2 separate regions of the Homo sapiens genome follow, and region 1 is linked to region 2. The links are chromatin contacts, found by Hi-C in ENCODE. All regions are on one chromosome and are shown on one strand. The core of a region is the stretch at or near the end of the contact, and the rest is flanking DNA. Distances in the headings are between cores, read along the strand shown.

The links. Hi-C counts contacts between places; a loop is a spot of excess contacts on that map. Pooled maps may share reads with other maps.
Region 1: a loop to region 2 is called in a map of B cell, with 25 times the contacts of the local background. The contact joins the promoter of ATP5MK here to the promoter of NOLC1 in region 2. A Hi-C loop is called at or near these places in 2 of 168 maps with a recorded cell type or tissue (B cell and CD8-positive, alpha-beta T cell) and 11 of 50 pooled maps.

What each region holds. Positions count from the first base shown.
Region 1 is chr10:103,394,998-103,397,769 of GRCh38, forward strand. ATP5MK (ATP synthase membrane subunit k) reads right to left here and starts at 1,478. Exons shown (of 5, transcript NM_001206427.2): 1 at 1,412-1,478; 2 at 749-1,035. It overlaps PDCD11 (programmed cell death 11), which reads left to right and starts at 1,629. Exons shown (of 36, transcript NM_014976.2): 1 at 1,629-1,733. RefSeq lists enhancers at 741-1,573, 966-1,055, 1,206-1,455, 2,113-2,614, 2,615-2,772.
Region 2 is chr10:102,150,964-102,153,663 of GRCh38, forward strand. It overlaps NOLC1 (nucleolar and coiled-body phosphoprotein 1), which reads left to right and starts at 1,426. Exons shown (of 13, transcript NM_004741.5): 1 at 1,426-1,567. The coding sequence starts at 1,448. RefSeq lists enhancers at 912-2,111, 1,017-1,316, 1,487-1,536.

The sequences.
Region 1 (2,772 bases), core at 228-2,727, 1.2 Mb after region 2:
ACAGAAGACTAATTCTGATTGCAGGGAAGTGCATGGTTCAAGAACTGAAATCAATCACTCAAGTTAGTCTGGGTCTTAAAGGAGGAGGACTCTTGAGAGGCTCAAATGGAGGGCCAAATGGGGAACGGGATTGTTGCTGGTGAGATAATGGAGTAAGGTCGAAAAATTTGGTTCTGCACTCTTCAGCACGGTGCAGGTTACTTTAGGGCAAAGATAAAGGAACCCTTGTGTTTACAGTGCCCTTTGTAAGACTCCTAGTTGTGATTTAATGTTGTTAAACGGTGGTATGTTTTAATTAAGTTGCTAACTGCCCTTCTTGAGACAAGGTCTCGCTCTGTCGTCCAGGCTGGAGTGCAGTGGCGCGATCTCAGCTCACTGCAATCTCCGCTTCCCGGGGTCAAGCGGTTCTCCTGCCTCAGCCTCCCGAGTAGCTGGAACTACAGGCGCGCGCCACCACGCCCGGCTAATTTTTGTATTGTTGGTAGGGACGGGGTTTCACCATACTACTCAGGCTGGTCTCGAACTCTGGACCTCAGGTGATCTACCCGCCTCGGCCTCCCAAAGTGCTGGGATTACAGGCGTGAGCCACCGCGCCCGGCCACTAACTGCTCTTAAATGTAACTAATCCTTCCGTGCCTCTCTCCACCTGTGAGATGGGCACTTTATTAAAGGTCCAAAGTGACCAGTAGCTCTTGTTACTTTCTCTGTTCCTCGATATTGCTATTTTCCTTTCTAACTTAACACCTACCTGGAATGGTGAGATCACGAGGTAAGGAAGGCAAAGATGAGTGAGAACCACTCAGGTAACAGAAGCAGCCTCTTGCATTCACGGAGTTTACAGCTCTCTGTTCTGGTTACCTCCTAGGAAAGGCCTTCCCACTGATCGTCTATAGACTGAAATCTAACCCTTTTACAGCGGGCCTGGCGAACTGTAGGGGCCGGGCCACATTCACTCGCTTTGAAAAAGGCTGCAGCGCACCTAAAGGAGGCCCGGCTGGCCAGCTTCCTAAAGCACAGCTCGGTGGGAACAAACAGCTATGGACATACAGAAGAAAAGAGGTTAATTCGGCCGGTGATGGGGATCAGAAGCCCTAGTCCTCGTCCAATATTACGTCACTGGGTGACCTCGAGGGACGCTTCGCGGAGGGCCTCATTTTTCTCCACTGGCGAATGCAATCTAAGGGTCTTCGGAAACTGTGGGAGCCCTTGGGCGCACCTATCCGCCTCACCTCGAGGCTTCTCACCCGCTGGCCGCCCCCTTGCGCCCCTCGTTTTTTCTAGCTCCTTTCCCATTCCCCACCGTTTCTCTCCTCCAAAGCTAAGAACTCGAGTTGCTCCTCGGCCAGAAACGGCGGGCGGTCCTGCAACGTGCAGGCGCCAGGTCCAAGCCCGGACTCCCCTCTTCACCCACCTGCCAAAGCCGCAAATTCCGCAGCTGGTGTCCTTCAACGAATGTAACCACCTCTCGGCCCGGCCGGAAGAAGCCACCTCCCCCGCACGCGTTTAGCCGGCCCCCGCGATTCGGCCTAATGCGACGATTGGCTATGGCTCCAAATCCCGCCCTTCCGATTCCTGTCTCTAGGTCACCTCCGCAACACAGCAACGGAAGTAGGGTGTTGAGCCCGCCCACACTTCCGGAAGAATTGCACTGGACTGTGGGTATCCTGGTCTCCGCGTGTGTGAGTACCGCGGCGCGAGGTTAGTGGTAGCTGGGTGCAGACGCCGTGGCGCTGGTGAGTAAAGGCAGAGGCGAAAAAGGAGGAAACCTCATGGCTGTCAGGTCTGTCCCAGGCCTGGTTCCCTGCCAGGCACACGCTAGATGAGTGTGGTTCGGCCACCTTAGCCCCGCTTCGAAGCCGGCTCTGTTGTAGCAGCCCCTGTAACCCCAGGCTTTGTGTTCGGAAAGTAGCCTAAGTATCTTCTGTGCCCCTGGATCGCCTTACTTTTCAGAGCCTCAGTTTCCCCTTGCTTGAAAGGAAATTAAGGGTGAAATTATCAGCAAACTAGACCCCCCAAACTTTCCTGTTTCTATGAATCATATACCCATCCCTGATTCCATATCCTTGGCCCCACCCGGTCATCACTTCTTTAGTCTAAAGCCCTTGTAGAGTCTTATTACCAAGTGTCTGTCAGAACTAACCTCTCCTGTCTTCTGTTTTCACTTATACCCAGTTCTGGTTCTCATGGTTTCTCTGCTGTACTGCATTTGAATCCTTTTTTTTTTTTTTTTTTTCTGTCACTGAGATAACAGGAAACAGTGCATTTGAATCCTTCTACCGAATTTACTTGCCTTCAATACTGTCTCTCTTCATGTCCAATCTATAGCCTGCAGTATATTTTTCTTGCTTACTGTTCTCTCGCTTTCCCTGCTTAAGTCTCTGACTTGCCAAAGCAAACTACCCATATCTAATTCAAGGTCTTCCACAAAAAAGCCCAACTTCTCCTTTAATTTTTTTGAGACAGAGTCTCACTTTGTCTCCCAGGTTGGAGTGCGGCGGCATGATCTCAGCTCACTGCAACCTCCGCCTCCCGGCCTCAAGCAATTCTCACGCTTCAGCCTGCCTAGTAGCTGGGACTAGGCGCAGGCCACCACGCCCGGCTAATTTTTGCGTTTTTGGTAGAGACGGGGTTTCGCCATGTTGACTATGCTGGTCTCGAACTCCTGACCTCAGATGATCCACGCGCCTCGGGCTCCCGAAGTGCTGGCATTACAGGTGTGAGCCATGGTGCCCGGCCTTCTTTAAAATTTAACTTCAATTTTTATGCTTTAAT
Region 2 (2,700 bases), core at 176-2,675:
CACCCGCCACCATGCCTGGCTAATTTTTTTTGTATTTTTAGTAGAGACAGGGTTTCACCATGTTGGCCAGGGCTGTTCTTGAACTCCTGACCTCAGGTGATCCACCCACCTTAGCCTCCCAAAGTGCTGAGATTACAGGCATGAACCACCGTGCCCAGCTTTGTTTTTGATTTTTGAGATAGGATCTCACTCTGTGGCCCAGGCTGGATTGCAGTGGCAGGATCATAGCTCATTGCAGCTTTGACCTCCCTGGCTCAGTTGATCCTCCTGCCCCAGCCTCCCAAGTAGCTGGGACCACAGGTGCATGCCACTACACCTGGCTAATTTTAAAAATTTTTTGTAGAGATAGGGGGGTTTCACTGTGTTGTCCAGGCTGGCCTCTTAACTCCTGGGCTCAAGGGATCCTCCCACCTAGGCCTTCCAAAGTGTTGAGATAACAGTTGTGAGCCACTATGCCTGGCCAATTTTATATAGGAGAGGGGGGTGTGTTCCCATGAGGATCCTTATCTTTCCTGAGCGGCATTAGTGGGAGGTAGCCAAGGGGTAGTGGGTAGGATTGAAGGGATTGCTAACTGCTAATATCTGGAATGTGGCAGAACTTGGAATTAACTTGGTAGGTCTGAGCATTGATACTGGAGTTACTCATGACAAAGGCATTGATACTGGAGTTACTCATGACAAAGGCAGAGTGTGAACTCTGATCCCGGAGGAAGAAGGGTTATTTTCAACAATCTCTTCAGCTTGAATAGATTGTTGCTGTGTGTGATTCAGGTTTGGTGCATGACACCTTTCCTCTTCATGGAGCTGACCTAAGGCGGAATATAAGGGAGATGGGAGGGGCAGCTTGGGAAATCAACACCTCCCACCCTCACGACGGATAACCCGAAGGATCTTCTGCAGCAGAGGCAGGAGTCTGGAGGCTGGGATGGTATCAGAAAGGGCCTCCCTGGGTATTGGAGGCAGTGAAGATGAAGGGCGAGAATCCATTGGCCGTGCCAGTACGCCATGGGGGCGGTTGGGAGATCTTGTAGAACAACTGTTCGAGCCCGCTTGTCCACTCATTACTCTGGAATCCGAGTCCCAGCAGGGGCGCGGGAAACCGCTGCTCTGAGAAAAGGTACCTCCCCCAGAAAGACTGCGCGGGAAGTCCCGAGTTTTCCCGCCACGCCGAGGGCGTGATCCCTGACGTCAGAGCTCCGCCTCCACAAGCTGGCGGCCGGTGGGCTCCGCCCTTAACCAAGATGGCGATACGCGTGGGACCGGAAAGAGTTTATAGATTTCCCGTCTACCCTACCTCTGAGGTGAAGGTGGGACTGCCCTGTGGAGCCCACCCTTTCCGTTATGCGCCCGCGCGGCGCAATGACGTAACACAGGCCCGCCCACTGCCCCTGTTGGGTTCCTGAGTCGTGCTGCGTCGACAACGGTAGTGACGCGTATTGCCTGGAGGATGGCGGACGCCGGCATTCGCCGCGTGGTTCCCAGCGACCTGTATCCCCTCGTGCTCGGCTTCCTGCGCGATAACCAACTCTCAGAGGTGGCCAATAAGTTCGCCAAAGCGACAGGAGCTGTGAGTTCCGGGCTTGGGGCGGGGACCGGGCTGAGATGACCACAAGGCTTCAGGCCCTGACGTGCTTAGGTTTCCAGGTGGGGAAGTCTGGGGGTCCGCCAGTCCAGTGTCTGCAAGGCCTTTACGCCGACCCCTCGGCAGTGACCAGAGAAAGCCTGCGGCCTCGGTCGCTTACCTTCCTCCATGTCTGAGTAGATATCGCTGAGTCTTGTTGCTTTTTTCTTGTGACCTGTGCAGCGGCGGCAGCGTGGGAGCCTCGTGGCCCCAAGCCACATGGCTGGCAGAGTGCAGCGGGGAGGTAGAGTCTTGTTCCACTGAGGACGTTGGTTCTTCGGCATCTTCTGGGGGGCTTTTCGTTGGGTGAGGCAAACCGTGATTTGACCTTAGCCTCAGTCACATTTACTGGGATTCAAAAGCAAGTGAAATTTCTTTAGAATGAAGTCTGGGATTTTCGTTTGTAAAGAAGAAAATGAATGAAAGTAGAAGCAGAGTTTTGTTTTGAGTTACACTGAGAATTGAGAGTCATCAACAGCCCTACCAAGTAGGCATAGTAGTGGGCTTGGAGCTTTGGCTAATTGAATCAAACAAACCTAGGTTTGGGACCAGGCTCTGCCACTTTTTAGATACGTGACCCGGGCAGTTTATTTAACCTTTCTGAGTCTTTCTACAGGGATGTCATCATCCACTTTATAGGATTTTTGTGAGTTTCAGTAAGATGATGTGTAAGAGTAGCAATCTCAGTGCTGGTACAGAGGAATCTTGTAAAAGTGAAAGCTGTACCATAGTTATGGCAATTTAGGATGCTCCAAACACATGTAAGAGTAAGAGAACCAGGAATGTGAAAGGTTTGTAATCTACATCAACGGACATTCCTGCATGGGAAGACACTTTGAGAGAGGAGAGAGGGGGGGTCTTCAGCAGGGATGATAGCATGACTAGGAAGGATGGCTTGCACTTTTAGCAGAATCAGGCTGCGAAAGCAAAGAATCAGATCAGCCTCAAAACTTCCTTAAGCTGGGACAGGCTGCCATGTGATCTAACTGCTTTCTTAATGAAACTGTTTAGAGTTGACTGTTAAGGAGACTGCGGAGAGTGCTTTCACAGTGGACTGGATGGAATTGGACATTTCAGAA